2 separate regions of the Homo sapiens genome follow, and region 2 is linked to region 1. Evidence: read pairs that join two places in POLR2A ChIA-PET (ENCODE). Cell type or tissue: Panc1. All regions are shown on one strand. Links, peaks and the distances in the headings refer to the core of each region. The heading gives the core; the rest is flanking DNA.

What was found. Peaks named below come from ENCODE experiments on the same cell type or tissue, not always from the same donor. Only the 100,000 strongest peaks of a DNase experiment are listed, where the experiment ranks them.
Region 2: POLR2A ChIA-PET joins it to region 1 with 6 read pairs; 4 of 35 experiments call an interaction of 5 or more read pairs at or near these places.

The regions. Positions count from the first base shown.
Region 1 is chr10:113,778,086-113,795,824 of GRCh38, forward strand. PLEKHS1 (pleckstrin homology domain containing S1) reads left to right here. Exons shown (of 13, transcript NM_001395068.1): 13 at 2,517-5,344. The coding sequence ends at 2,696. Among named protein-coding and RNA genes, the nearest start is that of MIR4483, 8.9 kb to the left of the region's middle. In Panc1, for the core only: no CTCF peak of the experiment used is centred there; a DNase peak (open chromatin) is centred at 10,836.
Region 2 is chr10:113,730,945-113,745,940 of GRCh38, forward strand. No RefSeq gene overlaps it. Among named protein-coding and RNA genes, the nearest start is that of PLEKHS1, 13 kb to the right of the region's middle. In Panc1, for the core only: no CTCF peak of the experiment used is centred there; a DNase peak (open chromatin) is centred at 5,170.

The sequences.
Region 1 (17,739 bases), core at 9,372-11,871:
CAGTCTTCATGTGTTAATTCCTTCCCTGGTCTACTTTTCTTTCTAACTAGCCCTGTGACCTTAGGAAATTCACTGCCTTCTCTGGGCTTCAGCTTATTCTCACTAAAGTGAGAGGCTGGTTTTCAAACTGTGCTTCTTGCATCCCCAGGATGGAGGTGAAAGGAGAGGAGAGGAAGGAGAGAGTATGCTGGGTCTTCAACTGGAGAAGCTTACATTTATCTTTTATCTTTTATGAAAAAAAGATTAGTCCAAAATATTGGACTTTCCTGTTAGCTTTCCTTAAAAAACAGTTCTTTGGCTTCAAATTTCTGAAAACCATTGTATTAGATGATTTCCAAATTTCTTCCAGCTCTAGGAATTTTGTGATTGTGTAGCATATCTATATTAAGAACACATCTTATCTCTTCTGCACTACGTAATAATCCCATTGGTCACACAAATTGTGCCATCCCTATTACTCATTACCCTAAATGAGTAATTCCAGTGAGGATAAGTGAATGAGTTGTCTAAGATATATAACTAGTTAGTGGCAGGGCAAGTACACATTCGTTCACTTTCTTTTTTTTTTTTTTTTTTGAGACGGAGTCTCGCTCTTTCGCCCAGGCTGGAGTGCAGTGGCGCAAACTCGGCTCACTGCAAGCTCCGCCTGCCGGGTTCACACCATTCTCCTGCCTCAGCCTCCTGAGTAGCTGGGACTACAGGCGCCGGCCACTACGCCCAGCTAATTTTTTGTATTTTTAGTAGAAACAGGGTTTCACCGTGGTCTCAATCTCCTGACCTCGTGATCCGCCCGCCTCGGCCTCCCAAAGTGCTGGGATTACAGGCGAGAGCCACTGCGCCCGGCCCATTCACTATTTATTGAGCATCTGCTGGGTGCTGTATACTGTGCTAAATTCAAGAGCTACAAAAATGGCCTCAGCCTGAGCTGAAGCTCACAGATTAGTGGATGAAGCAGGCATGTTATGTGCTACTTGCTATACAGTGTGTGCCCTGAGATATGAACACAGGGCCATAGGATCACAGAGGTAGAATGGAGTAAATCTACATGAAGGAGGCCAGGAAGGTGTCTCAAAGAAAGTGGTGTTTGGCTTAGGTTTTGAAGACTGGATAGGAGACTGCATGGTGGAAAAGAAGTAGATTTCAGGGCCCTAGTCCAACAATCTGGTAACTATAGTACATTTTCTCTGCCAAAGATCCACACTGGGCTGGGTGTGGTGGCTCACACCTGTAACCCCAGCACTTTGGGAGGCGGAGGTGGGCAGATCATGAGGTCAGGAATTCGAGACCAGCCTGGCCAATATAGTGAAACCCCGTCTGTATGAAAAATACAAAAAATTAGCTGGGCATGGTGGCGGGTGCCTGTTATCCCAGCTACTGGGGAGGCTGAGGCAGGAGAATAGCTTGAACCCAGGAAGCGGAGGTTGCAGTGAGCCGAGATTGCACCATTGCACTCCAGCCCTGGGAACAGTGTGAGACTCTGTCTCAAAAAAAAAAAAAAAGGATCCACATACACTGGGGCCAAGTGGTCAATATAAGCTTCTGAACTCTTCTGAAAGTTACCAAACACTACTCTGACCCAAAGATCCAGGCATTAATTCAGAAGCCAAGAAAAGGGTTTTTGCCTGTGAGCAGATCCAGGAACTGTACCTGGGTGTTGCTGACTGCAGTTTATCCTGACTGCCTTTCTAGACTGTGGAGTCATTGCATTTCTCTTGTGCTCGTTCTGCCTTCCCTTTCTAATTGATAACAGCCCCTACATGCTATTGAGAAATATGCAGTATTCATCTTCATGATTATCTGGAAGATAGAAAATTCCCTTACTTTCCCACTGCCTCCATTCCTGATTTCTTTGTGTTGATGGGTATCCACTGCTCTTTTAAAATTCAAACACATAGTCCCTGGAAGGAAAAAGAATATTGGAAAAGGGAGATATGGAACCAAAGGAAGAACAGCCATTGGCCCTTGATGTTTTAAAGTGCCTGAGCCAATCCCATTTACTCTCCTTCCTGTTATGCTACAGATGAGGGAAGTGGAGGTTGGGGTGGGGATGGGGCAGGGATTGGGAGGGGAGAGAACTGAGATTTTCAAGGGAAGGGGAGAAGGTGTGTGCAGGGGAAGGACATGACAGGTTGCAGGAGAAACTGATCAAGTTTAAGTTTCCTCCCAATCTTGTCTGGGGGAGTCCTGTCTGGTGGTTTCATTTTGATTCACTTGTTTGAAGAGGCCTTTTTAATTCTTGGTGCAATTGGACCCCTTAGAGCACCATCAATGCTACCTGGATCCTTCCTTAAAAGCTCAGCTTCCTTTTCAGGCCATGGATGCCAGAAAATAAAAATCCACCTTCCACCTAACTAGCCAAGTAAGTCATCCCTGTCTATTTCTGGCCCAGATATTACAGTTCACTGCAGGACTTTCTTCAATACCAGCTCCCAAGGGTATGAATGAGGACAGATTGGGAAGCAACAATCTTAAAGATAATCTTTAGCCATTTAACTTTCTTCTTTCTTGTGTTTTAGAAATTAAAGCTTACCATCGGCAGGATCCCAAATTCAGAGACATTCCATGCTGCATCCTGTATGTGTCCCTCAAAATGCCAAAGTGCTGCACCTTCTCAGCTGGATAAGCCTAGACTGAACAGAGCTCCCAAGAGGAGTCCGGCCATTAAAAAGAGCCAGCAGAAAGGAGCCAGGGAGTAACGCACCCCAGACCCATGGCAGCAGAACCAGGATGGAGCTGGGACTGTCCAGCTCTGCCCCCTGCTGCTGCCATGTGATAGGAGACAGTCGGCACCCCCCTCTGAATTTCTGCATCTGCATCTTAACAATGGGGATGACTATCCCCTCTCTGGTTATTGTATCAGAGATGCTAAGAGGGTCATGTGGCATGATTGGAGAACCTGGGGGAATTGGAAGGCCTTATTATCTCAGCTATTGTCCCAAACACCACAGACACAGATTGGGTCAGTCCTTCATGTAATACATGCTGTGTTCTGTGAGGATGTGGTCCACACAATTCCTTCTTTGTTAAGGGACATACAGTTGCAAATACTCACTGCATGAAGGCAAGATTCCCAAGGGAGATGTGATAGCTGATCAGGCTTCCCAGACACCTCCTTCCCAAACACCTCCTTCCCAACACCTCCTTCCCCAACATCCTTCCCAACACCTCCTTCCCAACACCTCCTTCCCAAACACCTCCTTCCCAAACACCTCCTTCCCAACACCTCCTTCCCCAACACCTCCTTCCCAAACACCTCTTTCCCAAACACCTCCTTCCCAGACACCTCCTTCCCAACACCTCCTTCCCAACACCTCCTTCCCAAACCCCTCTTTCCCAAACACCTCCTTCCCCAACACCTCCTTCCCAACACCTCCTTCCCCCTTCCCCAACACCTCCTTCCCCAACACCTCCTTCCCAACACCTCCTTCCCAAACCCCTCCTTCCCCAACATCCTTCCCAACACCTCCTTCCCAACACCTCCTTCCCAAACACCTCCTTCCCAAACACCTCCTTCCCAACACCTCCTTCCCCAACACCTCCTTCCCAAACACCTCTTTCCCAAACACCTCCTTCCCAGACACCTCCTTCCCAACACCGCCTTCCCAACACCTCCTTCCCAAACCCCTCTTTCCCAAACACCTCCTTCCCCAACACCTCCTTCCCCAACACCTCCTTCCCAACACCTCCTTCCCCCTTCCCCAACAACTCCTTCCCCAACACCTCCTTCCCAAACATCCCCTTCCCAAACACCTGCCTCTCTTCAACCCCACAGGCCAGAGTGCTGAGACAGAGTGGCCTTTTGGATTCAATAAGTATCTTGTTCTCTTAAAGACTCAGCAACGATTTTAGAAGTCGCAGCAGTTTTACATCACATGCAGCCAAGATCAGCTTGCTCTACAAGCAATAACAGAACTACTTAGCACTTCAAGGTTGAAAGTTCTTCACTAATGGATCCATTGACTAATTGATCCTGGAAGGCCAAAGGAATAAAATTCTTTTATATAAATAGGAAAACAAAGGCAGAGAGCTAAAGCACTAATCAAATCGGGGGGTGTTAGAGCAAAAACAGGCTTCAGAAAGAGTATTTTACCATGCTTCACATGGAAAAAATCGAGCCCCGGAGCGATGAAAGGCATATTTTCTTTGTTTCTCCAAGTTTCATAACCGTTCAGTTGCAGAACCAAGAATCTAAAACCAGCTCTGGGAAACAAATGTCCAGATGCCAGCCTCATAGTTGAACTTGGATTTGAAAATACCTTCAGCACTTAGAAGAGACATTCAAATACATTTCATTTCCTGTTACCCAGATTGTTCGGAAAGTATTAAAAATTTTTCATTTACATGCTGATACGGTTTGGATCTGTGTCCCTAACAAATCCCATGTCGAGCTGTGGTCCCCGGTGTTGGAGATGGAGCCTGGTGGGAGGCAGCTGGATCGTGAGGTCGTGGGGGTGGAGTTCTCACGAAGGAGTTAGCATCATCCCCTTGGCGCTGTTCTCGTGATAGTAAGTTCTCGTGAGATCTGGTTGTTTAAAAGTGTGCAGCACCTCTCCGCTCACTCTCTTCCTCCTGCTCCTGCCGTGTAAGATGCCTGCTCTGTCTGCCACAAGTGAAAGCTTCCTGAGGTCTCCCCGGAAGCAGATGCTGCCACGCTTCCTGTACAGCCTGCAGAACTGTGGACCAATCAAACCTCTTTTCTTATAAATTACCTGGTCTTGGGGATTTCTTTATTTAATGTGAGAACGCATGCCCTTTTGGATCTGCTGTTTCTACTTTTATAAATTTATCATGCAGAAATACACAAATACACAAAGATACATGTAAAAAAAGTAGTTTACTGCAGTACTGTTTGTAATAATAAAAAATCAGGCTGGACGTGGTGGTTCATGCCTATAATTCCAACCCTTTGGGAGGCCGGGACAGGTGGATCACCTGAGGTCTGGAGCTCGAGAACAACCTGACCAACATGGAGAAACCCTGTCTCTACTAAAAATACAAAACTAGCTGGGCATTGTGGCACATGCCTGCAATCCCAGCTACTTGAGAGGCTGGGGCAGGAGAATCACTAGAACCGGGAGGCGGAAGTTGCAGTGAGCCAAGATCATGCCATTGCACTCCAGCCTGGGCAACAAGAGGAAAACCCAGTCTCAAAAAAAAAAAAAAAATCATGTGGGTATTGCTTAATTCTGATTTCATATCATTGAACACTGTAGATATTAAAATGTTCAGCAGGCACAGTTCTGTAAAATTGTTCGTGATACATTAAGAATGAAAGAATCAAGTTGTATAATAAGGATAACATCATCCCACTTTTGTACAAATAAATGTTTGGTGTTTGTGTGTATGTATATGTGTATATCAAATTTCTTCAACCCTTACTAGAGTGAGAGGTCCGTACCTCCCAGGGCTACTGTGAGGTTTCCTTATAAGTACACTGCCTGATCAGGAGTAAACACTCCATAGGTGTTCTTTGTCCCACTTTTGCTCTACGTGCTTTTTTAAAAAATTAAAACTTAGAGTCAAATTTTTAGTAAAGAGTTATCTCTGAGAAATACGATCAGGGTTGGCCATGGGAAGAGAGGCATTTCTGTAATGTTTGAATACTTTTTTTTGCAATGTGCATATGTCACTTTTATAATACAAAAATACAAGCGTGGGAATGTATATATAAATATATATGCACATTTTTTTTCTTTTAAAACAGAGTCTTGCTCTGTCATCCAGGTTGGAGTGCAGTGGTGTGATCTCGGCTTACTGCAACATCCGCCTCCCAGGTTCAAGCGATTCTCCTACTTCAGTCTCCCAAGTAGCTGGGATTACAGGCGCCCGCCACCACACCTGGCTAATTTTTTTGTACTTTTAGTAGAGACTAGGTTTGGCCATGTTGGCCAGGCTGGTCTTGAACTCCTGACCTCAGGTGATTCGCCCGCCTCGGCCCCCCCCAAGTGCTGGGATTACAGGCATGAGCCACCGTGCTCGGCCACATGTACATATTTTTTAAACTTTCAGAAATGAGAAGCCAAGCCACTACAATGAAAGAAATAAAAAAAAAAACCTGCAGGTAAAACCACCTGGCAACCAATAGTGTGGGTGGATACACGGCTTTGAAGCCCAAAGATCCTTCCCTGGGCCTGCTCAGAGGCCACACTACCAGGCCAATAAATGCTAAATGGAGGCTGGTGGACAAGCCTTACCCACCAGTCTTTCCACCCCCTCAATGAGGCAAAGAACAGCGGGAGGCCTCAGGAGTTGAATCACTGACATGGCTCAAGGAAGTGCCGGGCCCAGAACACAGAACTCCTGGCTCCCAATCCCATGCTCTTCCCAGCCCAGCACGGGGAGATCAGCCAACTTACCCTTGGCCCTCTCTTAATCCCAAAACTTTCCTCCAACATCAGGGCCAGCTGGGGTCCTTGTTATTAGGATCCTGCTCTGGGGGCTTCTCTCACATGAGGAGTTTGTTCTCAAGGAAAATCTCAGGGCAGATTCCAAGGCTTCCCCAACTGAAAGATTCTGATTCTGCAGATCCGGTGTGGGGCTGTGGAATCTGCATTCTAACAGCCACCTTCCCTGAAGGGGATCTGACTGCAGGTGGAACAGGGAACATACACTGGGGAGCATTGTGCCTGGGGTCCCGTGGAGAGGCACGCGAGTCCTCCCAAGAGGCTGCAGAATGTGGAGGACGCACACGGGCGTTATTGAGGGGAGAAGGCCCACAGTTTCCAATAGTTCCGAAAGACGTTAATGGCTGTCACCCCCTCCCCACCTGCAAAAAGGCTTGATTCCTGAAGGGAGAAGCCTGGCTTTCACTCCTTGCTATCTGTTACTTAGGGAAGGGTACAACCAGTGCCTGGAGGAACTGGGCACTGCCACATGCTGTTGTGCAGTTGAGGTGGAGAGAGGAGCCCACAGCTTTGGCTTCAGCAAAGCCACTTCTGCCTGCCGCTCCTCAGGGCCCGGGTTCACTCCTCTATGCCCCTTCTTTCCCAGGCCTGGGGACCACACTTCCCCAGGGGTCCAACAAGGCTCTTTCTCCTGAAAATGGGAGTGGCCCCAAGGGAAGCTCATGACCAAACTGGCCCCAAAGCCCAGTCATCAAGCCATTTGTCTCAGACCTCAGCTTTTAGAGCCCTCTTCTGCTGCACGGCTAAGAAAAGAAAGGTATAGGACAGGCTGCTGGGAGATGCAGACAGTTCCCAGGCCGAGGCTAGAAAAACACTTGTGCCTCATATATATATATATATATATATATATATATATATATATATATATATATATATATATATAATTATATGATTCTGCCAGAGCTAAGAGGGTGGGACAGACCCTCCTGACACACTGCCCACCACAGCCACGTCCACACCCACCCTCAGTTTCTTCTGCCACCTGTGATATTTCCCCTTCCAGAACTGCCCTTGATATTTGTCCCGACCTGGTTCTAGGTGGGTGAATGTGGGGCTGGGGACTACAAAGTGATTGGCTCAGCTGTCCTGCCAGGATGGCCCTGTCTGGCAGATTTCTGGAGGAAAGGAGGTCATGAGAATGGACTGGAGCAATTCTTGGCCATCACATCCTCGGCTCAAATCTGGTGCAGCCCTTCAGTCTTGCTGGAGAAGAAACCAGAGCCCAGACATGTGGAGATATTGGCCTGGGCTTCCCCAGCTCCATGCCATGCCTCCACCTCCCAGGCCAACACCTTCCCTGCACTCACACTTCTCAGCAGGGCATCTGGAGCTACCACCTCTCCGGCCTGCTCTCCCTTCCAAATGCTTGCCTTATGCCTGCAGAACAGGCCACAGAGGGAGTCTATATATTTCCACTTTGTTCTCTCGGCTGAGGATGCAAACCCTTCAGAGTGAAATCTTAAAAGCAGCTGGTAGGATAAGGAATGAATGCAGAGGGCCAAATACATGCATCCTTACTTGAAGCTGTCAACATGTGAGTGTAGATTCCAGCAAGGTATTCTTCTCTACCTAGAGATTGAGCCACTGTACATTCAATATATGTACCTAAATGTGTGTGTGTCTGTGTATATTGAGGGGGAGTGGAGAGGACAGGTGGAGAATCACAATAATTCTTTAATAAGGTAAGATGATGGCGCACCACGATCCCCCCACCTCCATCCCATTTCTCTCCAGAGCTTGTGCCAAGTGACTTTCCCTTGAGATGATAAGAGGAATTTAAAGTATCATAAACAGGCCCAAAGGGAGAGGATGCTCAGATTCAGCTGTATTAACTCAGAGTTCTTCAGTGAAGTTGAACTTTGTGGATATGCAAGATATGTGTTTTACTGAAAAAGCTCTTTAAAATGTCTGAGTTAATGAAGTCTTTGTCTAATGATCAAGAATCTGGTAGGACTTAGGGGCCGTTCTCCATATCAACTCTGGTTAGATGGTTCTAGAAAATGAAGGGAGGTTTAAGGGGCCCCCTTGCAGTCACAGCACTGGGCTCTGGAGCTGTGCTGCCTCATATGAAGCCACTAGTTTCATGGGGCCATTTAACTGTAACTAATGCAAATTAAATAAAATTTAAAATTCAGTTTCTCAGTTGCACTAGCCATATTTGAAGCATTCAATAACCCTGTATGGCAATTTGGTACTGTATTAGATGGCACAGATGTGAAATATTTTCATCATCACAGAAACTTCTAGAGGCCAGCACTGATCCAGAGTATTAAGCCCCCAAGAGGAAAATAATTCACATCTTTCTTATTCACCACCATATTCCTAGCATATAAATATAGGGCATGGCACATAACAAGTACTCAATAAGTATATGTTAAAAGAAGGAATGTTCTGTTAAATATAATTCACAAACCTTGTTCATAAATTGGTATTTATTAATTGCATCTGACCCCAGCACCACCCCCCGCCCCCCCCCCCCCCACCACCACAAAAAATGTTATCAGAGTCATTCCAATGTGAGGCTAATAACTACTTTTTGGTCTGGGGTCAGATGCAATTAATTGAAAATCAAGCTATGGGCTTTTTTTTTTTTTTTTTTTTTTTTTTTTTTTTTTTTGAGACAGCGTCTTGTTCCTGTCACCCAGGCTGGAGTGCAGTGGCAGGATCTTGGCTCACTGCAGCCTTGATTTCCCAGACTCAAGCGATCCTCTCACCTCAACCTCCTGAGTAGCTGAAACTATAGGCAAACACCACTGCACCTGGCTAATTTTGTGTGTGTGTTTTTTGTAGAGATGAGGTCTCACTACGTTGCAGGTTGGTCTCGAGCTCCTGAGCTCAAGTGATTTGCCTGCCTCAGCTTCCCAAAGTGTTGGGATTCCAGGCATGAACCACCATGCCGGGCCTTTTTAATGTAAGCTATTTTTTCAACAATTAAGAGATTTCTAAGGTTCCTATGCAGCAGTTAATAGGCTTGGTGCTGTTATGGGGACATAAAAGAAATAGAAGATCTAAAACTCTCTTAAAAAGAGCTTACTACACAGTGAGGAAGAGAAAAGTTGAGCATACCATGATCTTTTGTTTACCTGATATGATTTGAGATGGCACTATTCTGTAAGTTTAATTTTTAGCTTATATGAATCATAATCTTTCTAAAATTTCTTAACACTTTCCTGTATTCTTAAACTCCTCCCACTCAGGGACATGGTTATGGGCATTCTAAGTATCTACCACACTCTAAATATTTCCTAAGGAGTACTGAGCTGTGGGGGACTATTCCCACCTATGCCAATTGATCCTAGACTGCTTTGTTTATGCTGTGGGCTGCAAAAGCAGAGGATGCAGCTTGTTCTAACCATACACACTAGGAATCAATAGGCTTTGAGTGTAGGTCCAAGAGGTTTTATGAGTAAAGATGTTGGTTCTTAATCCAGGGGTTCTGTGACACTGATTTAGAGTTCTCAGTTGCCTTGGTGCTAGTGGTGGTGGTGGCGGTGGAGGTATTGCCATTTGCTTGCCTCTTGGCTCTCAAGTATGTTCTGGATAGGTGAGACCACCAGAAAAATAATTAGAGGCAGTGTAAAATCACTCTCCAAGAAAAATCAGAGGACAATGAACTATCAAACTACATGGTGATAGCAGGGTTCAGAAAGGAAGGAGATCGTGATGGAACAGAATGCCAACCATGACTAACATGCAGAGAGTGCCTTCTATCTGCCGGGCAATATTCAAACACTCTACTGACTCCTATAAAAGCCCTGTGGGCCAGGTGCAGTGGCTCACATCTGTAATCCCAGCACTTTGGGAGGCCGAGGCAGGTGGATCACTTGAGGTCAGGAGTTCAAGACCAGCTTGGCCAATATGGAGAAACCCTGTCTCTACAAAAATACAAAAATAAGCTGGGCGTCGTGGCGGGCATCTGTAATCCCACCTGCTCGGGAGTCTGAGGCAGGAGAATCGCTTGAGCTTGAACTCGGGAGGTGGAGGTTGCGGTGAGCTGAGATACTGCCACTACGCTCCAGCCTGGGTGAGAGAGCGAGACCCTCTCTCAAAACAAAAACAAAACAAAAAACAGCCCTGCGAGACCAGGACTCTTATTGTCCCCGGGTTTCGGATGGGGAGACAAAGCACAGAGAAGATACATCGCTTGCTCAGGGCTATGGCTAGTACCAGACAGAGCCAGAACTCAGACCAGAAAGACTGGCTTTGGAGACCACAGGCGTCCTGAAAGAGGAGCTGAAACTGAGCTCTGGAAGAGAATAATCCAGCAAGGGACGGCGGTGCAGACAGGATCAGACATGGAGCTCACTTTCCAAAAGTAAAAACAGGGAACATGTTGGAATGACTCATAGAATGACTCAGCGTTTTTATACATCTCTCATTTCAGTAACACGCATTCATCTTTGGGCCTATTGCCCAGAAGAATCACAAAAGTGGTTCCTTTTGTGGTTCCGGGAGCCAGGGGAATTCTGTGGCAGCTTCTGTTATGACTAGTAAACGCGTTTCATAACCCTCCTTTGAGTTGGCCATCTGGCTCTATATTATACTCAAGTTAATACAAAACTAATGCATACTTCTAGTGACAAAGGCATTAGGCTAGTCCTCTGGACAGGAGATAATAAAGAATCCTTGGCTTTGTAGACCTCGTCATCAAGTGAAGGTAATAAAAACATACACATAGATACCTACAAGGCAAATATGATTATCCTAAATCCTTTGTTAAAGTCACAACTCAATGTTACAAACACAAAAGGCTTAAAGACTAATTCTATCTAGTTGGTTTGGAAAAAGCTTCAAGGGAGGGATATATTTGGGGTGCAGAGATGTAGTGGGAGGGATTTCATGTCTTGAAGAATGAATAGGATTCACTTAATATTCTAGAACAGGTCAAACCCCCAGTGCACAGCCACCAGAATGTAACTGGAGGGCCAAAGAAGTTCTCAAGCGTCCTGTAGAACTCCCTAATCCCTGTCGGCTGTCACTGTCATCACTTTTCCAGCATCTTCTGGGTTCAGGGGACTGTCAGGCACTGGTGATATTAACAGGAATAAAATATGTTCCCTCAGGGAGGTGATAGCCTAATTAAGGATACAGGTGTGAAAATTGTTTAGGGGTAAAAAGTTCCCTTGTAGAATGAAAATATATGTCCACACATAAACGTGTGTATGAATGTTCATAGTAGCGTTATTCATAACAGCCAAAAAGTGAAAATGTCCATTAACTGAGGAATAGATAAATAAAATGTGATATATTCATGGAATAAATAATATGGGATATTATTTAGTCATAAAAAAGAGGCCGGGCATGGTGGCTCATGCCTGTAATCCCAGCATTTTGGGAGGCCAAGGCGGATGCATCTCCTGAGCTCAGGAGTTTGAGACAAGCCTGGGCAATATGGCAAAATCCCGTCTCTATCAAAAATATAAAAAATTAGCTGGACATGGTGGCACACACCTGTGGTCCCAGCTACTCAGGAGGCTGAGGTGGAAGGATCACTTGAGTCTTGGGAGGCGGAGGTTACAGTGAGCCGAGATAGTGCCACTGCATTCCGAACTGAGTGACAGAGTGAGACTCTGTCTCAAGAAAAAAAACAAACAAACAAGAATGAAGTACTGATACATGCTACAACATGGATGAACCTTGAAGACATCATGCTAAGTGAAAGAAGCCAGACATAAAAGGTCACATATTGCATGATTCTGTTTATATACAATGTCTAGCACAGACAAATCCATAGAGACAAAAAGTAGATTACTGGTTGCCAGAGAATGGGGGAAGGGAGAATGAAGTGATTGTTAATGGGTTTCTTTTTGGGGTGATTAAAATATTCTGAAATTGGGCTGTGTGCGGTGGCTCATGCTTGTTATCCCAGCACTTTGGGAGGCCAAGGGAGGGGGATCACGAGGTCAGGAGTTTGAGACCAGCCTGGCCAACACAGTGAAACCCCATCTCTACTAAAAATACAAAAATTAGTTGGGTGTGGTGGTGGGCACCTGTAATCGCAGCTACTTGGGAGGCTGAGGCAGGAGAATCGCTTGAACCTGGGAGGCAGAGGTTGCAGTGAGCTGAGATTGCACCACTGCACTCCAGTCTGGGTGACAGAGCTAGACTCCATCTCAAAAAAAAAAAAATTCTGAAATTGGATAGCGAGGTTGATTGTACAACTACATGAATATACTTAAAACCACTGAATTGTACTCTTTAAGAAGGTGAATGTTATGGTATGTAAATTTATATGGCATATATAAAAAATACAAAAGAAAATTTCCCTCTTAGACTCTAAACCGGGGTAGGGAAGTTTTATATTAAGGCATCTTTCAATGTTGGAAATGGGCTTCATTTATAGTTCATACAGAAAAAAGGCAGGAGTCACTTTCCCGTGGAGTAATTAAGCAGCCTTTTCTAAAACAGTACTTCATGTGAATCTCCTAAGAGTTTCCCCGCAGAAGAAACAGTTGACTACCTGCTCAATGAGAATCTTTAACTCCTTTATAGTTAATAATTACTATAATCATCAAATCTTAAAATAAAATTACCCCCAACAACCAGGGGTTCCACTTGAAGATCCGTTTATACTAAAGTGTAAATGACTATATGCATCTTAACAGAGCAAAAAGATGGCAAGAAAGGACAAGAGGGCACTCAGTGCCCAGAAGAGCAGGATGTGCGAAGCTAGATTTCAGAGAAAGTGGAAAGATACCAGTAAAGCACCCAAGACAAATGGCATATTTCTCAACTTATCAATAGCTAAGTAGCTATTGACAGTGGCTAAAGTAGCTAGAAATTACACTTTCTCCCCTAAAGCCTTCTTTTGGAAGTTGATAAGAAAACATAATTGCTATTTTTGCATATTTGGGACTGGCAGGATTTTGCTGCGCTCCAAAGAAAGGTAACCCCTTGACCAAATGTTTTGTTTTGGGGTTTCTTGGTGCGTGTGTGTGTATGTGTGTTTTCCTTATATGCTAATCCAACCCTGATTTCTCATAGACTGTCTTGCAATCCCATTATCTTGCCAGGCAAAATCACATAAAATTTAACACTGTAGGAGAAAAGGTCTTCAAAAGTCTAAATAATGACCAAATCATAAGGCCTAGCTAGGAGACGAGAAGCTCTAACTGCGAGCTAAGTGGAGGAGGCGTGGGCTTAAACTCAAGAAGAGGGATATTTAGGAAGAAATTAGTCTTGAGCGATTACAGATTGCTAGCAAGATGTTGCCAGCACAAATCAGCCTAGATGCTATAATCTACCTTTTCCTTAATTAATATCTTACACTTTTGAAGTGAGTGAAACTGCAAAGGGCTCTGCCAAGATTCCTCCCAGTTTACATAAGCCAAACTTGAGCTGGGTTGTGGATTTATTAGGCAGTGCTGTGAACATGTTTAATGCAGTCTTTATTTATTGAGCTATATAAATAGACTTGATACTAGTGTCGCCATCAATTCAGGAAGGATGCTTCCCTTCACATGGTCTCATGGTGGCTGTTAGGCATTTGCATGCTATTCATGATCATCAGAGCATTTTCACCTCTGCAACCCTCCTTTCCCCTGCTATCCCTCCTTCCCAATTCGCTAGATTTTGAGAATGTAGATCACCCAGATCATTAAAACAATATCAGGATTGCCTTATTAACTCTCTGTGATCTAGGAATTAAAGAGAAAAGAAGCATGAAGCATATTGCAGTGCTCTGAACGATTTTAATAAAGTATGTATTTACTTGGTAAACATTCAACCCACAGGGTCTAGCTCAAATGTCATGCTTCTCAACAGCTCTCTTTGCTTCTCCTTCCTGGACCTAATTGATTGTCCCATCTGTATTTCCACATCACTTTGTATCCATTCCCTCTGCAGCATGCAAATCTATTGAGGTTATTTGTAAATATATCTGTTATTCCACACAAATCCATGGATTCTTTGAGGACAAAACCACACCTTGGTCGTGTTTATATTTAAGAGTCTTTAAAAATAAAATTTAAAAACCACAAGAGTCTTTAAGAGTGCTTGAAATAATAACAATTGCATGTCAAATTGAAGTGAAATATGAGGTAACCATCTCACAATGCAAAGCCTTCCACAAAGTGCAGCTGCAATGCCCACGGGTACCCCAAGTCTCTAGTTGCTTTTGCTTATGTAGATGAGTTCTTAGAGCTGTATAGTTCAGAGACTCTAGGGATAATAGAGTTCTAACATTTGTCACTAGCAAAAGCCCTCCACTTTGCCCTTGAGTCATTAAACCAAGAATTTATTCAGTGCTGCTTAATATAGGTTTGGAATGTAGATGCTATAAAAGGTATCTTCTTTATTCCTAAAGACGCAGAAAGAAATGGGCCAGTTGCGGTGGCTCACATCTGTAATCCCAGCACTTCAGGGTGGGTGGGTCACTTGAGGTCAAGAGTTTGAAACCAGCCTGGCCAATATGGTGAAACCCTGTCTCTACTAAAAATAAAGAAATTAGTCAGGCTGTTGGTGCACACCTATAGTCCCAGCTACTCAGGAGGCTGAGGCAGGAGGATCACTTGAAGATTACAGTGAGCCGAGATTATGCCACTGTACTCCAGCCTGGGTGACAGAGAAAGACTCGGTCTGAAAACCAACAAAATGAATGAAAGGGATCTGATTTTTTGAACATCTACTCAACAATGTGAGGTGCTGTGCTAGGACTTTATAAACATTATTCCATTTAATCTCCTCAACAACTGCAAGGTAAGTACTGTCAACGTCATTTTTCAGATCAGAGAGGTTAAATAACTGTGTTGAGGTGATGGATTCTCACTCAGGTTGGCCTCCCTTCAAGGCCCACTGTATAAGGCACAGTCTTTAGAGTCCTACTGATGTACCACTGAGTTTGATCTTTAGCCTGGAAAATTCACTTCACCTTTCTAGGTCACAATCACTGCATCAGTAAAATGGAAATTTTTTTTGACAAATGGTAATGTAATCTTTTAAGAAACCCATGAAACCCTAAGGCCTATCAGTCTAAATCCATTCACGGAAATATGAATAATTAGCATGAACTAAGTATTGTGAAACAGAAGAGAGAATGTATTTAGGTGCCTAACCCACCATATAAACCATAAGTGATGCAAGAATTCAGAGAAAGTGAACATGCATACAAGCTATTGTACTCAAAGAAGGCTCCCTGAAACAAGCAGGTCTTAAATTGGGACTTAAAGGATGAATGACATTTGGAAAGACAAGTAGATTGAGCATAGGGAGAAAAATGACTTAAAATGAACATAATAGTGAAGAGACACTGCACATAAAAATAATGAAAACTACCATCTGTTGAGTGATTACAGCAGGAAGCGAGCCAAGCCCTCTGTAAGCATTGTTTCACTTAATCCTCCCAATAATTTTTATAAGGTTGGGTGTTGGATTATTCCCATTTTACTGATGGGGAAACTAAAGATCAGAGAGGTCATACAGTTATTAAGTTGTAGAACTAAGATCTAACTCCACATTCTTGTCTAACTAGGAAAGACAGTCCATGTTGGAGAGAGGTTATGGAGAGGAATATGGGAAGTCCAGATGGTTTCTACAGTCACTGGGATTTATCAGTCTATGTGAACTAATTTTCCCCACAAAATGTTAACAGATGCAACATCTCACCCAGATTCCTAAAACTTGCCCTACCCTTTGATGGAAAAACAAATCCCACTCATTTGTCTTGACTTTCTCTGGGTATCACTGAAACATTTCATTTTTGCCAATGTCAATAGACGTCATGTTTTGTTTGTCATATCTTGATGTCAACACAAAATCAAGGTGGTTTCCAGTACCTACTTTTCTTCCCACTTGAAAATTATCCTTTCTTCTCCTTTTTAAAGTTAATATCCAAAAACCTTTTAACTTAATAACTTGTCTATTATTTCATGTTGAGAGAACAATAATGACAGGCTGGCTGGTCAACGAATCAGCAGATTTATTTCCTTAATTTCATCTGACAGATGGCAGCCACATGACATACTTTCCAGAGACACATTTCCCAAAAATTCTTCAGAGGAAGATAGTTATTTGAGGTCTTTGTTTTGCAGTCAAAATTTATTTTAATCCCATTATGCTTAAAAAAGTGTTCCACATTTGATTATTGTTATAATCTTAGACTCATTCTCTTGTGTGCCTATTGATATTTGTCTCTTTCTATCTTTCTCTCAGGATTTTTAATCCTTTGTTCATTTCTTTGAGCCCTTAAACAAATACAACTCTTTCTGCATGATATTGTATCAGAGAATGTCTAGGCTAGAAGCTTGGGTTCTATCATATTTTCAGTCCTTGTGCCCCAAGCAGTTCAAGAATTTAAAGCTAGACCTCTAATATAGAAATGACATGATCTAAAAAAGTCACTTCCCTCATTGTCCTTCACAAAATAAAGCAATCAAATCCTGTGACTATGTGACTTCAGGGTTCTGGAAGTGATCTGGCTTCAAAGTAAGCCAACATTGGTTATTGTCTTTTAGGTTGAGAAAGAACTACTTTTCTCATCACCACCATGGCTTGAAGCATCCACACCTGCTTCTGTTCATCTATAATGGCAGTCAGTCTACTTGTCACCCAGCTTCTCAGTATAAATGCTGTGCCTTCAAGGTCGGGGTCCCCAGCAGTTAGTGGGAGTTTCTGCCTCGAGTGCATGGTACGAGGGAATCACTTAAAGACTCAGGGACCATCAGGTGAAGCTGCTACCGTTAAACGCTCTGTTGATTTTCTTGGGATGCCAATTATTAAAGACTAAATGAATATTTAGGAAAAACGTATGTCTTTTCAGATGGGAAAATTCTGGATCCCATCACTCTAGACACGAAGATTGCCACTTGGAAAGGAAGCAAAGTGTATAGAAAGTTAGCATTCAAAAACACTGCAGTGACTTTAAAGAATGTGGACTGATAGGACAGGGGAAGGTGTAGTGAGGAGGTGGAAAGTGCATTCACTGTACCCACTCCTTGAGTGCCCAACTGCCCCTGGTGCCATCCTATGAAAATTCAGCCATGAAGTCTCCCCTGCTGTGTGACATGAGCCCTGCTTAGGTGGGGGCAGCACAGGGCAAACTTAGCCAGTAAGTGTCAACCTACCTGACTCTCATATCGAAATGCTTATTAACCACAGTATCTTAATACAACATAAATCCACTGTAAAACCACATGGGAAAGCATGCAGCTAGCACTTCCTTAGAAAATGACAGGCAGGTAGAGAGGAATTGTGCAGCATTTCCCATATGTTAACTGATTTTCATTTCAGGTCTGGAAATAAAACCAAACTTAATCATTGTGGCAGGACTGAATAACAATATGTCTATGTGTTCAGCGCTTATGTCGTTCCTTTCCCAGAATAAAATTTGCCAAGAAAA
Region 2 (14,996 bases), core at 3,643-6,142, 53 kb before region 1:
ATGGAGAAATGAGAAAAGAGAAAACAGGATAAGAATTGACCCTATTGGCTGGGCGCAGTGGCTCATGCCTGTAATCCCAGCACTTTGGGAGGCCGAGGTGGGTGGATCATTTGAGGTCAGGAGTTCGAGACCAGCCTGGCCAACATGATGAAACCCCACTTCTACTAAAAATACAAAAAAATTAGCCAGGTGTGATGGTGGGCACCTGTAGTCCCAGCTGCTCAGGAGGCTGAGGCAGGACAATCGCTTGAACCCAGGAAGTGGAGGTTGCAGTGAGCCGAGATCGAGCCACTGCACTCCAGCCTAGGCGACAGAGTGAGACTCTGTCTCAAAAAAAAAAAAAAAAGAAGAAGAAGATTTGACCCTATTGACTTGACCTCAACACATAATATATAATTTTTTTGAAGTGAGTACACTAGTAAGTAAATTATCACTTGGGAAGCCAGGACTCTTCACATAAAGGGTTAATCAATTTAGAAAGATGTTTGTGATGGGCTGCCATTTATTAATTTTGGCAATAAAATCAGGTAACATAAAAGTATCTTCTTTCAAATAAGAAAACTAATTTTGGGTGTGTTTACTAGACTTGTCCTTGGTTTCCTGCCATCTAAAATATGCCACATGTTCAAAATTGGAGATCATAACAGACATCTACACTACTATTCCCAGAATTCACAGGCTGTTCTTTGGAAAATAAGCTATCTAATAAAGGTCTCTATCACAGAAATCAAAGGGCCTAAGTGCATTGCAATTTGAAGTAAACACCATACAATCTACTTATTTGCCTTGTAACCTTCATTAAAGGGAAAGAAATGCTCCCAAGTGTCAGGATTAATTTTTCCTGAATTCTCTGGGAAGTTATACCTTACAGATAATGAATATTACCTTATATCCCTTAGACTTTTAATAAAGAGTCTTAGTCCTTGAATACTTCCATGGGCAGACACTTATTTATTGAGATCAGAAATCCGAGTTCAACTTGGGAATGTGTTCAGTGATACCACTTTCATTCTAAACTTTCCAGACTTTTTATATTCCGAAATTCTGAGGACAAGTTACCCTAAAGGAGAACTCGGTCCTGGTGAATATACATTCCCAATTCTCATCGTTGTTGAGAACCCCAGTTCCTCCTCACAGGAGTATCAGACAGGGCACTGCCCTTGTCCTATGGGAAGACAGTGCAGACTACAGCATCCCCACTGGCTTTATGAGCTCAAAGCTGGATTTCTGTTTGGATTTTCATTTTCCTCAGGGTGCCATTAGGTTATTTAAATTTTTAGCTATTGGGTCAGGCACGGTGGCTCATGCCTGTAATCCTAGCACTTTGGGAGGCCAATGCGGGCAGATCACTTGAGGTCAGGAGTTTACAGGAGTTTAAGACCAGCCTGGCCAACATGGTGAAACCCTGTCGCTACTAAAAATACAAAAATTAGCCAGGCACCAGTGGTGGGCACCTGTAGTCCCAGCTACTCCGGAGGCTGAGACAGGAGAATAGCTTGAACCTGGGAGGCGGAGGTTGCAGTGAGCTGAGATCTTGTCACTGCACTCTAGCAACAAAGCAAGACTCCATCTCAAAAAATAAAAAAATTAAAAAAAAATAAATGTATTTTTTAAATATATTAACTATTAATACATTCACAGACAGCTTTGGGCTCTGCCCTGGGCTTTTTCTCTGAGCAAATTTCCACAAGCTGTCATCAGCCCAATGTGTTTATGAACTGCTACAAATCGGTCTGAAAGTCCTGCGGTCACTGAATTTACATGATTTAAAACCTCGAGGAAACCAAGGCCTCTCTGTGAGAAAGAAAACAACATCCACCAAAATGTCCTAGACACTGGCTGACAAATCCCTTATTTTGCCCAGTCTTGCAGTGCGTCACCTGAAATCTTTTATTACCAGCTACTCTGGTGACCAAGGATTGATTGCCTTTGACTTCCTCGAAGCACACCATTTTTGCCAGCTTTTCATCTTTCAGGCCCTTTTCCAGAAAACCTCTGGCCAGGTAAGAGGCTGTGTTGGTCATCAGTTTATAGCAAAAATTCTTCTGTGTTAATTAGCCACTGGACAAATAGCAGCAGCCCAGGTATCCTAAAGAATTCTTCGAAGACATGCAGATCAGAAAGCTACTTTATACTGTTTGCTTGTAAATGTTTTAGTGCCTTGCAACATTGAGCGAGTGCCTGGACTGGCCACATCAGCATCCCCTGGGAGCTTGTCAGAAATGCAGACTCTCAACCCCGCCCCAGACCTACTCAACGTGAATCTGCATTTTAACCAGATTCCCAAGTGGTCCATGTGTACATTACAGTTTAGGAAGCTCTATTTTGAGGACAAGGACCACATGTATATATATATATATATTTTTTTTTGGTCTCCCCTCTGCACTGAACATGGAGCTGATAGTACATGCCTACAAAGGATTAATAAAAGAATATTTTGGAGCTTTCATGGAAGACAGGTTTTCAAGCTCTCCTAACCTCTTTTAAAATTCCACGATACCCTTAAAGTACATAGTACACTTTTTACACTCTTTGCCCAGCTCCATGTTAAATAAGCCTTTGCTGAGTGGCATAAAAGGATTATTTATATGATCTCAAAGTGTCTGTGAATGTGAATTGCAGCCTTTAAAATGTTTTCATAAACATAATAGGATTAAAGGAGCCATTTCTTGCATGCTTTTTTTGGTGGCAGGACTGCTGAGCATTGAGGCTTCAGAGCTTTCTTTTCCACCTGTCCTATCCCTAGAGCCCAGTGGACACTGGGAGAATTATTATTTCTCCTTGACAGTGTGCCCTCAAGCCATAGGTCACCTTTTTGATAGACCTCAGGGCTTTGTTTTGGATCAGGTGGCAAATAATTCTTTTTGATTCATAAATCATTAACACAAACACACCAAGGACATATTTGGAAAGCCCAGCCACCACCACAGTACTGAGGTGGACATGGAAACTCCATTAACTTGTAGGTTCATGCATGATCGGCTCTCTAAAAGTACGCAACAAACATCAGAAAACACAAAAGCCAAATACGATGAGTTTGCTTCGGCATAACTTTTGGTTTTTATGGCACTATGAATATTTATGGCACTGCAGTTTTCTAACAAATATTTGTTGTAATCATTTAAAGCCAAACTGTCAAAGAATTTAAATTTGGAAGGCACATGGGGTTATGGCTGCAAATAAACGAGGCTGAGCATTTCGCGAGCTTTAAGTGTCTGACCCAAGTAAATAGTATAAGATTCGAGAAAGAGTTGGGAAAGAGGAAGGTGTACATGGTGAGATAGGTTTGGTCTCCGTTGCTAGTTCTAGCTTCCGTTATTTTAAGTAGATCTCAATTAGTATAGCATCAAACGTTTTAGCAGAGGTGCTTTTAACCATTCATGTTTAAAAATTAGGCTCTGAGTCTGATCCAAGTTCTAATCCTAACTCTGTCATTTAACCATTTAATACTCACATAACCCACATAACCTTAGGCAGTCCTTCAGTTTCCTCATCTACATATGAAGATGGTAATGTGAAAATTAATGAGATAATGTACATGAAATGCTTAGTACAATGCCTGGCACAAAGTTGTAACCGAAAGAGGATCTGGCTGCTCACCACTTACAGAAAGAAGCCAAAATAACAAGAACAAGGTGTGATCAAAGGAGAGTGAATTTTATTATCCAATGCCAACAAGGGGAAAAGGTCAGAATCCTTTCTGAAAATTGCCACCTTTTCAGTTTCTGGAGAGTGGGCAATGGTTTAAGAATAGAGGCTTGGAATACAGGGAGGGGGAGGGGCTCGGAGGTGCCAGGTGGCATGTTTCACTCCGATGGCTTATCTTAAATTATTGCTCCAACTGGCGAAGGGGCCAGCACCATCTTGGGCCCAACCAGCTTACAAATTAATTGCAGTCAATTGTGCAGTTAATGTCTCGCTGGGAGTGAACTCCGTCCTTGAAGTCATCTCCCGCTAGGGGGAGAGTTCCAGAGATGCCTCGTCCATGTCAGGATTCGGCCCCTGAAGCTTCTAAGGAAATACATGACCAGATAAGTGGGCATGGTGTGAGCTTAACAAGAATCTAGGTAAATAACTGTGCATAGGCATGGGAGCATAAGGTGGAAAAGGAAAGGAAAAAAGTTCTTAAAACAGTTTGAAACTAAGCTGCTCAGTTACAAAGTAATCGACAAGTAGTAGATATCAAAGATGATGGTGATGAATGATGATGATGACGATGACATGAGGCTCATGGAGGGGCAAGAACGGAAGATGCCCCCCTGGATGCCTCACTTGCTCTTTCTGCCTCCAGGTCTCTTCCTTAGTCATGCTTTTCAGTCTATGCTTTCAACCTGAGGTCTCCCAGAAGTGAAGGGATTAGATCAGCGACTGCTTTATTTAGCAAACATTCAGAGTCCTACTAGATGCCAGATGTCATATTAGGGATGGGGCTAGAAAGATGACCAAGAAAGGATGCTTATACCAAAGGAGGTGAACAAATCACTCTAGGGCTTAGTGGCTGTAACACAGTCATGTGTACATTACCCAGGAATACAGAGGGGGTGCATCCTGCCTGGGGATTCCAAGAGAGGTTCCAAAGGAACTGTTTTCATCATCTTCCATTCCAGCCTCCAAAAAAGGCTGAAGGGAAGGTGGTGGAGAGGAAATTAAGGTTAGCAGGTAGAAGATGGCCTGAGAATTCCTGGAAGATCGGTTTAGGAAGGAAATCACTATGTCCCACTGCATCCTCATTGCAAATCAATAGGTCTAGGGTGGAGACCAGGAATCTGCATGTTTAACCAACCTGCCTAGATATTCTGAGGCAGGTGGTCCTCAGACAACATGGATTATTCTGATACCAAAAGACTCCCTTGCAGATCTGCAGGAGTGGCAGCAAAGCCCAAATTAAACAGCTGGAAAAGATCACCCAGGGGCCAGCAGCGCATTGGCTGTTCAAAGACCTGGCTAGCCATCCTATCCCCAGATTGAATAGCAAAGGATTCAGGGCATAAATGAGTTCAGTACTGGAGCATTCTTGTCCAGAAACTTCCAGAGGCTGCACAGGAATGCCAAGCCCTTGTTGGCCAGGCAGGTTTGAGGAAGACTGTGAAGTGTGAGGGAGGGGTGGATCAGCAGACAGCTTTCACTGAATGGGTCCAGGTGCACTGACTTCTCCAGCTGGTGTCAGCAGGCACACGTCTTTCTCTTCCTCTCGATTGCATCACTTAGGCAATCATTTCTAGACAAGATGGGCCACTCATGTATTCCCTCTCCTCCAGTGCCTCATAGGTGCCACAATGCAAAATGCTCCCCTTAACAACATTTTGAGGTTGACATTTTTAAAGGAACTTTTCTCTACAGCACCTTTTGTAATTAACTAGATTAATGTTAAGTAGGGAAGGGAACACAGAATTCTCAAGTGAATGTGGTTTTTAAAAATATATTAGGATATAGGACCCATTCTCAACCGCTTAGGAAAATCAGCTTTTGCAAATTATCTTTTCTGAAGCTTCCAGCTGCCTTAAGTGCTGACAGTTTTTAAGCACTGAGATGAAAGAGACAAATTCTTTTTCTTTTGTGTTACTAATTACAATTTTGCTTGGCATAATGTAGCCTGCTTTCCTCTTGAGACATTTGCCAGCATACATTAATTGCACAAATATTTACAGAGGGCTAAAGCACAGGAGAAGCTTATACCAAAAAAGATACTGAACACTTGGAAAAAAGCCTCTTTGACACATATTTGTGGCCAGCTACCCAGAATCGTATAAACTATTTGCCCCTTAGCCTCAGCAAATGTGTTTAAAGAGCAAGTCCCTGGGTTGACTTAGTGTTGACTTTGCTGGCAATGACTGCTGAAATCTTTCTTCAAGAGCCTTGTGGTGACACTTTTTTTTTCAGGGTTAAAAATAAGGTTTCCAAGAATATGCATGCATCTTATGGGTTGCTATATTGTCAACACTTTTTATCTCTCTAGCCACCCACATGGAATGGAAAAGGTTTATCCAATGATTGTTCCAAACCCCAGGAGTTGCAGAAAGCCAAATTGAGCAAGTCTGGAAAACTTGAATGGCTAAGCCACAAGGTCCTCAATACCATCTTCTTGTTTTCCTAGCATGCTAATTAAGAAAAAAAAGGCCCTGGTGTCAGATAGCCCCAGGTTCAAATCCCAACTTCGGCACTTCCAAGCTATATGACCTTGAGGAGTCTCTTAATCTCTCCAAACCTTTCTTCTTTCATCCTCAAATAGAATTAGTCCTATGTGAGTACCTAGGAAATAATACCTACCTCCACAGGTCTTGTGCCCACCTCACAGGGATGTTAGGTGGAGCCAGGGAAATAACACACAGAAATGGCTTTGCAAAACTCCCCAAAAATCTAAAATCAAATAAGGAGACATTTCCTTTGTTGGATGTTGTTATGAAAACTAAGACATCAAGCAAAAGTCAAGTAAATGTTGGGTTGTGTTTTTTAAACCAGCTTGATCTTATCAATAATTGAGGCCACAGAAAGGAGATTAGGATGAAGAAAAGAAAAAAGGACATGCAAATGATGCTGACATACAGAAGAGGTTCTTTCTGAGGATAACGGCTACCCATGCAGTGGAGAGGAAGAACGTCTTCCAAAAGCGGATGTAGTCAAGCTGCTGGAGATCATAGGCAGGAAAGAGAAGGGCATAAGACGCTGGCCTGAGCTTTAGAAGAGGACACATTTCATATGTAGAGTTGCCATATGAAATAGAAGATGCCCAGTTAAATTGGAATTTCAGCTAGAACAACCATTTTTTAATATATATATCCCAAAATATTGCACAAAATATACTAAAAACTTATTTGTTATCTAAAATTTCAATTTAAATGGGTGTCCGGTGTGGGTGGGTTTTTTGTTGTTTTTTGTTTTGAGGCAGTCTAGCTCTGCTGCCCAGGCTGAAGCGCTGTGGCACAATCTCGGCTCACTGCAACCTCCACCTCCCGGGTTCAAACGATTCTCCTGCCTCAGCCTGCCCAACTAGCTGAGATTACAGGCGTGCACCACCATGCCTGGCTAGGGTTATTTTTTGTTGTATTTCTTTGTTTTCCTAAGTTTGGCAGCCCTAGCCTAACTCTGTAGACCATTGCTCTAGCTCCATTGCCTCATCTTAACCCTGAATGCCCACCTCACAGTGATGTTGGGAGGAGCCAGGGAAATAACACACAAAAATGGCTTTGCAAACTCCCAAAAAAATCTAAAATCAAGTAAGGAGACATTTCCTTTGGTGGGTGTTCTTATGAAAACTGAGTCATCAAGCAAAAGGCAAGTCTTTGTGAATTTAGGAAGTATGGAAAATTTCAAGGAGTCTATGGAGTTTAGTTTTTGTTTTTTTGTTTTGTTTTGTTTTGTTTTTGTTTTTGTTTTTGTTTTAGATAAAGTAGCCCAGCTCTGTAGCCCAGGCTGGAGTGCAATGGAGTGATTTTGGCTCACTGCAACCTCCACCTTCCGGATTCAAACGATTCTCCTGCCTCAGCCTCCCGAGTAGCTGGGATTACAGGCATGGGCCACCATGCCCGGCTAATTTTTGTAGTTTTAGTAGAGACGGGATTTCACCATGTTGGTCAGGCTGGTCTCGAACTCCTGACCTCAGGCGATCCACCTGCCTTGGCCTCCCAAAGTGCTGAGATTACAGGCATGAGTCACCATGTCCAACTAGTGGAGTTGATTCTTAAGAGGAGTTCTAAAGACTCTAATGAGAGGGACTAGATGTGATGACTGTCAACACTAGCAACACCTTAGAGTCACCTGGAGAGGTTTCCAATCTCAATGCCCAGGCAGCACCCCAGACCAACTAAATCAGGATCTCTCAGGCTGGCACCCGGGAAGCAGTGTTGTTAAACCTTTCCAGGAGATTCCCATTTGCAGCCAATCTTATCACCAGTGGTAGAATAGTCCCAAAAGGGTGAGTTGAACAGTTTAGAAACTTTAGAGTATAAGGAGAGTCCTAAGGGATATCTACACCCTTTATGAGACTGGTTATAAGAGGGGGAAGAGGAAAGAAAAAACAAAACAAAAAGCAGGAGAGAATTTGCAAAAAATAGATATATTCTATCAGCTTTTTCAAAAATGTAGTACCAAGGGCAAAAGAGCATGATCGTTTTAAAAACCAGGAAATTTGGGTATGTGCTAGAAATAGTTGATTAAGTAAGAATGCCAGGTAAGAATTTGCTATAATTAATCAACCAGCACTTAACAGTGTCCCACATACTCAACAGGGACAATGGTCCCTCTCATTTGAGAGCACAAAAAGATCCTTCAGTGATCGAAAGGGACTGTGTTGGAGGATTTGTACTTTCAATGAAATTACTGTTGGTTCACAATTTCTCTTCTAGCTTGACAGGACTTGTGGGAGCTGAAGACCAATTTCTCTTTCAGGCATAAAGATATAAGAGATGTGGGTGGCTCTGTAAAAATGCACAAATCCGTGTTCTAGGTAAACCACAGCTACGTGGGTAGTCACCACTTACCCTTAACTGTCCATGACATCCAAAAGGAAGTAATCATATAAATAACCATATGTGTGTGTGTGCGTGTGTTTCAATTAACAAATATTTATTGAACTATGTGCCAAGCACTGTTGTTGGCACTGAACAAAACAATCTTAGTCCTCGTAGGATTTATCTTTTAGTGGGGAAGACAGACAGTTCTAGAGAGAGTGACAGAGAGAGGAGTGTTATGAAGAAAGATAAAGTAGGAGAAGGAGCTCAGAAACAGTGACGTGGGAGAGAGGAGTCCATGTCAGACAGAGTGGCTGGGAAATGTCTCTTTGAGGAGAATACAGCTGGGCAGACACGGGAGTGGAGTGAGGGAGTGGACCACGTGACTGTGTGTAAGAGCTTGGTTCTTGGTGGAGCAAGCAGTGAATGCAAAGGCCCTGGGGCAGCTACAACCTGGGCCTCTTTGAGAAGCATCAGAAAAGCCAGGGTTTGCTGGTGGGAATGTAAACTAGTACAGCTGCTATGGAAAACAGTGTGGAGATTCTTTAAAGAACTAAAAGTAGAACTACCATTTGATCCAGCAATCCCACTACTGGGTATCTACCCAGAGGAAAATAAGTTATTATTCGAAAAAGATACTTGTGCACACATGTTTATAGCAGCACAATTCACAACTGCAAAATCGTGGAACCAACGCAAATCCCCATCAATCAACAAGTGGATAAAGAAACTGTGAGAAATATATATATGTGATGGAATACTACTCAGCTATAAAAAGGAATGAATTAACAGCATTTGCAGTGTCCTGGATTAGATTGGAGACTCTTATTCTAAGTGAAGTAACTCAGGAATGGAAAACCAAATATCATATGTTCTCACTGATATGTGGGAGCTAAGCTATGAGGACGCAAAGGCACAAGAATGATACAGTGGACTTTGGGGACTTGGGGGGAAGAGTGGGAGGGGGATGAGGGATAAAAGACAACATACATGGTGCAGTGTGTACTGCTCAGCTGACGGATGCACCAGGATCTCACAAATCACCACTAATGAACTTATGTAACCAAATACCTCCTGTACCCCAATAACTTATGGAAAAATAAAATAAAATAATAATTTTTTAAAAAGTATTGCAGAGCAGGGTGCTGGAAGCAGGGGCAAAAGGCAGGCAGGGCCAGATCAGTCAGGCTTTCAACTGTGGAAAGCACATTGGATTCCTTCTAATGAAACGGGAAACCACTGGAGGGATTGGAGCAGGGGAGTGACAGGATCTGATGTACAATTGTGAAAGACACTCTGGAGAATGGATTAGCGGGAGAATGAGTGGAGCAGGGAGCGAGGTGGGAGGCTGCTGCAGTCATGACCTAGGTGGAAATGATGGCAGGTGGAATGGGTCATGAGAAGGCATCCGATTTGGGCGTGGCCTTTAAAAAAAAAAACACTTTATTGAGGTATGATTGATATGCAAAAAGCTGTGCATATATAATATATACAACTCAGTGAGTTTGGGGATAAGTATACACCTACTGAGGAAGAGCCAGTAGGATTTGCTGACAAATTTGAGGTGGGAATGTGAGGAAAGGCTAGAAATCATTAGCTGGGTGTGGTGGCACAAGCCTGTAGTCCCAGCTACTTGTAAGGCTGAGGCATGAGAACCACTTGAACCCAGGAGGCGGAGGTTGCGGTGAGCCAAGCTCGAGCCACTGCACTCCAGCCTGGATGACAGAGCAAGACTCCATCTCAAAACAAAACAAAAACAGGCTGGAAATCCAGGATGACCTCAAGGCTTATGGCTTAAGCAGGTGGAAGACATGGGGCTGTTTCCTGAGATTGGGAACAGCTTTGATGCAAGAGGTAAGAATGACGAAAATCAAAGTTTGTTTTATGCAAGCTGTTCAAGATACCTGCTAGATATCTGTGGTAGACTCTTCCATTAACCCACCCAATATCCACTCTCTCTGTATTAGTTTCCAATTGCTACTGTAAGAGACTATCACAAATTTAGTGACTTAAAACAATACAAATTGATTCTCTTTGAGTTATTGAAGTCAGAAGTTTAAAATCAAGATGTCAGCATGGCTGGGTACAGTGGCTCACACCTGTAATCCCAGTATTTTGGGAGGCCAAAGCAGGAGGATAGCTTGAACTCAGGAGTTCAAGACCAGCCTGGGCAACATAGTGAAACCTTTTGTATTTCTAAAAAAAATACAAAAAGTAGCCAGGCATGGTGGCATGCACCTGTAGTCCCAGTTACTCGGGAGGCTCAGGTGGGAAGATGGCTTGAGCCCCAGAGGTTCAGGCTGCAGTGAGCCAAGATCATACCACAGCACTCCAGCCTGGACAATAGAGTGAGACCCTGTCTCAAAAAAAAAAAAGACGGGGCACAGTGACTCACGCCTGTAATCCCAGCATTTTGGGAGGCCAAGGCGGGTGGATCGCCTGAGGTCAGAAGTTCAAGACCAGCCTGGTCAACATGATGAAACCCTGTCACTACTAAAAATACAAAAATTAGCTGGGCATGGTAGCGAGCACGTGTAATCCCAGCTACTCAGGAGGCTGAGGCATGAGAATTGCTTGACCTGGGAGGCAGAGGTTGCAGTGAGCCGAGATCACACCACTGCACTCCAGCCTGGGTGACAGAGCAAGACTTGTCTCAAAAAAAAAAAAAAAAAAAATCAAGATGTCCACAGAGCTGGTTCCTTCTGTAGGCTCTAGAAAAGAATACATTTTCCTTTCCTTTTCCAGTTTCTAGAACCTGCCCACATTCCTTGGCTCCTGGCCCCTTCTCCTACCTTCAGAGCCATCAGAATAGCATTTCCCCCCACCCTCTGGCCTTCCCCCTCCCTCTTGTAAGGACCCTTGTGATTATGCCGGGCCTGCCTTGAGGTTACAGGCATCCCCATTCTACCTGAACCAGTTTCATTTTCCCATCCCAAGATTCTAAGCTTCATTTGCAAAGTCTGTTTTGCCATGTAAGGCAACTGAGTTCAGAATAGCAATGTACTCAACTAAAATCACATTTTACACATCTATTTGCAAGTAGAGATGACAAGAGCACCTTCCCAAGAAGACTGTAGCAGATGCTGATGGTGGCTGCCCATATCTCCTCATACTAATCATGTCAGTGCACTGGCCTTTTCTCAACTGCCAGAATCCATGTGTTTTTGCCCCAAGGATTCCTCTGGTCCCTTGAGCCCACTTTGCTACATGTATGACAGGCTAGAAATGCCAATAAATTAATGTTCTCTGATGACTGGCACGGTTGGTATGTAAATACCCCAGCTCCCTCCCCACTGTATAGAATAACACTGAGGCAGGTGTTTTCCACCAGCTCCCAGAGTTTCCCAGTGCGATTCAACTCCTGTTACCCTCAGGGATAACATACCTGACATAAAAGCTTTCATCAGCTGGCTTCCCTTCTTGGTTGTAAAACAGGGAAAATAATATCCATACTGCCTGTCTGACAAGGTTTTTATATGAGCAGAAGACGCTGTCCAAATGCTTGGTAAATGCTAAACTGTAGAATCAATTACAGTGGTGTTATTATGAAACTATGAGGTCTGTTAGGTACCTGAAGATCATCTGGTCAACCCCCATACCCTTAAGAAGAAGAAAGGGGACAGACTTGAGGTCTTCAGTGAGTTGAAGCAGAGCAGAAGCATAAACTCAGGGTCCTAATTCTTGGTCTCCTGGGCTTTAACTCCATCATGATGTTTATTATCAGATTCTCTCTTAAATGATTTTGATCTTCCTGAAACCTCTATTTACTCATATGAAACATGGAAAGAATTACCTGACACCCACATTGTCACTACATAAAGTATTTGGAGAGTCTTCACACTCCGAGAGGAGCCCAGCCCCTCTCTTTACAGGTGGGACTCATGAACAAGTTCAGTTGTAAAGTACAGACACGAGGCCCTTCATTTATTGGACAAGCACTTATAATGTGTTTTCTCTATGTCAAACACTGCTCTAAGTTCTTTACAAGTATAAGTTCATTTAATTCTCATTACATCTCTATCAAGTATACTATCATTCTCATTTTATAGACAAGGAAACTGAGGCATAGAGAGGTTGAGTAGCTTCTCCAAATCACGGAACATAGCAATGGACCCAGGAAGTCTGACTCTATGCTAGTACATACTATGTTATATTGAATCACCTTCCTTTTTCTTATATTTTCTCTGCCTCCAAACTCCCTCCCCTCATCTTCACCCTTGGACCAATTACCTAATGTCCAAATCATAATAGCTCTCAATCAAGATGTTTTACATTTCACAAAACAATTTAATGAAAACTGACTTAAACAGTTAGGACATTTTTAGTTTCCCATAATGAGAAAGTGCAGAGGAAGTATGGAATTCAAGCACAGTTTGGTCCAGAGTTTGCCAAGTCATCCTGACTGCTGCTCTGTATCTCTGTGACTTTCAGTTTTGCCCTTGTCCTGTGTCATCTTCATTGCAAGGCTAGCTTCCCTCAAGGAAGCAAAATGCTCTCCCATCCCCATGGCCCTGCCAAGAGAAAGAGAGGGATCCTTTGACCCAGTTTCCCTCTTAGGCTCCCTCTGCCTCTGAACCATGACTGGGCCATTGCTGGGGTCAAGAGTGTGTCTGCTGTCCACGAGTTACATGGGTACCCAGGGCAATTGAGACATGGAGGGGTGGGGGGCATTAAATGGAAACTGTTGGCCACACCAGCCTGTAGGACCCAGCCAAGACACCATCTTCTCCATGAGATCTCCCTCTGTCTCTTTCTCTTCCTGCTTTGGGAGAATGGCTCTCTTCTCTGAATCCCATGCTCTTGCTCTGCCTTGCCCTGACAGCACTGGCCACTTAATATCCTCATATTATACTCCTTCTGGATTATCTCCACTTGCCCCTCCAGAGTCCCTCTCCACTCTCTTCCACCATTTGTTGCCGTGAGGGTCCTCAACAGATGGGCCATTTCTCTAGTTAACCTGCTCCAATCAGACTTTTGCTCCACACCACTCACCAAATGGTTCTCGCCAAAGCCGCAATTGTCCTTACCCTACCAAATCCATCTCACCCTTCCTCTTGGCAGCATGTGAGGTGGCTGCCCCCCACCCACCCAAACCTTGTCTCTACTGCTAGACGCCACACACTCCTGGTTTTTCACATGCTCCTCTGAATGCTTCTTGTTAATCTCCTCTGCTGGCTTCTTCCCATCCTACCCCACCCCAGCCCCCCTGCTCCCTCCATGCTGTGCCATGGTCTGGACAAGTAACCATATATCTTGACTACGGCCACTACCCCTATAGTGTAGGTTTATCTCATGACTTCAGCTTTCATCAAAATTGGGTAATACTTCTCCCTCCTTTCATCCCTGCAAGCCTAGAGGAGGTGAAGTCTTCCCACTCTTGCTACACCACCATCCCACCACCATTTCTTGCTGCTCCTTTAACCCTGCCTCCACCTCTGCAGACAGACCCTGCAATAACTCTCTTCAATAAATCCTTTGAGCATGCTGTTTCCTGCTGGGACCCTGACTGACACATTATTTCTGTACAGATTTATCTGCCATATTAGTTTATAAGGTCCCTAAGAGCAAAGTCTATGTTTAATTCTTTTTTCAAAATTCCCAACTGTGCCTGTTATGCAAGTGGTACCAATAAATGCTGAAAGGAAATATTCTTTCTTATTAACTGCCTTCAACTTAAATAGAAGGTGAAAGGAATGAAAACGTTTTAAAAATATATACATCTCTTGGAACAATAAACGTTTAGAAGTTGAGTTCAGAAGAATAAAAAACTTTAGAAGAATAAAACACGATGCTAAGTGGGATGTGTGGTCTGATTTCATGGGCTTTACCTGATTCTTCAAATTCATGATTCATACAGAATCCATATGGAATATGTTCTTTCTTCTCCAGGTCCCAGAAATGAAATAGGGTTGCTTCTGTTATGATAGCAGTTGAAGTGCCAAAAAAAAAAAAAAAAAATTGGGCTGCTCCTAGATCCAGAGCAGCAGGGAAGCTCTATCACTGACCAACAGGAGTTCTAGGAAACATAGGGTTCCAGGGTTACACCACACCCTACAGATGTGATGGGCTGGTGGGAAAGAGGCCACTGCACAGGACCATCAATTTGGGGGTTTCCTTCCTACTCCACTTTTTCTTCGACTGCACTGCCACCCCTTCCTTACCAACACTGACCCTTTTGGCCCAGTGCCAAGCAAGTTGGACCTACTAAGATTCAGGGCCATAATGGGAAAGAAAGGAAAGAAAAAAGAGGAAGAACTCATCATCCCTCCCTCTGCCCCAGTGGTGGTCTCATTGGCTGACTCCCAGTCCGAAATCTTTGGGCCATCCTCTATCACCTGTATACATTCCCTAATCCCCAGAAACTGGACCCAGGTGTTCTCTTTAAATAAGGAAGATTCTGACTTCAATCTTCTGTGGATCTCGAAGTCCTCTTTTGGCATCTACATCTGCTTTTGCTCTAACAAATGAATCTAAATACAAAAATAGACACTGGTATGTGTGTGTATTGGGGGAAGCAGGTAGAGTTAATTACCTTTATTCCGTTTCTCA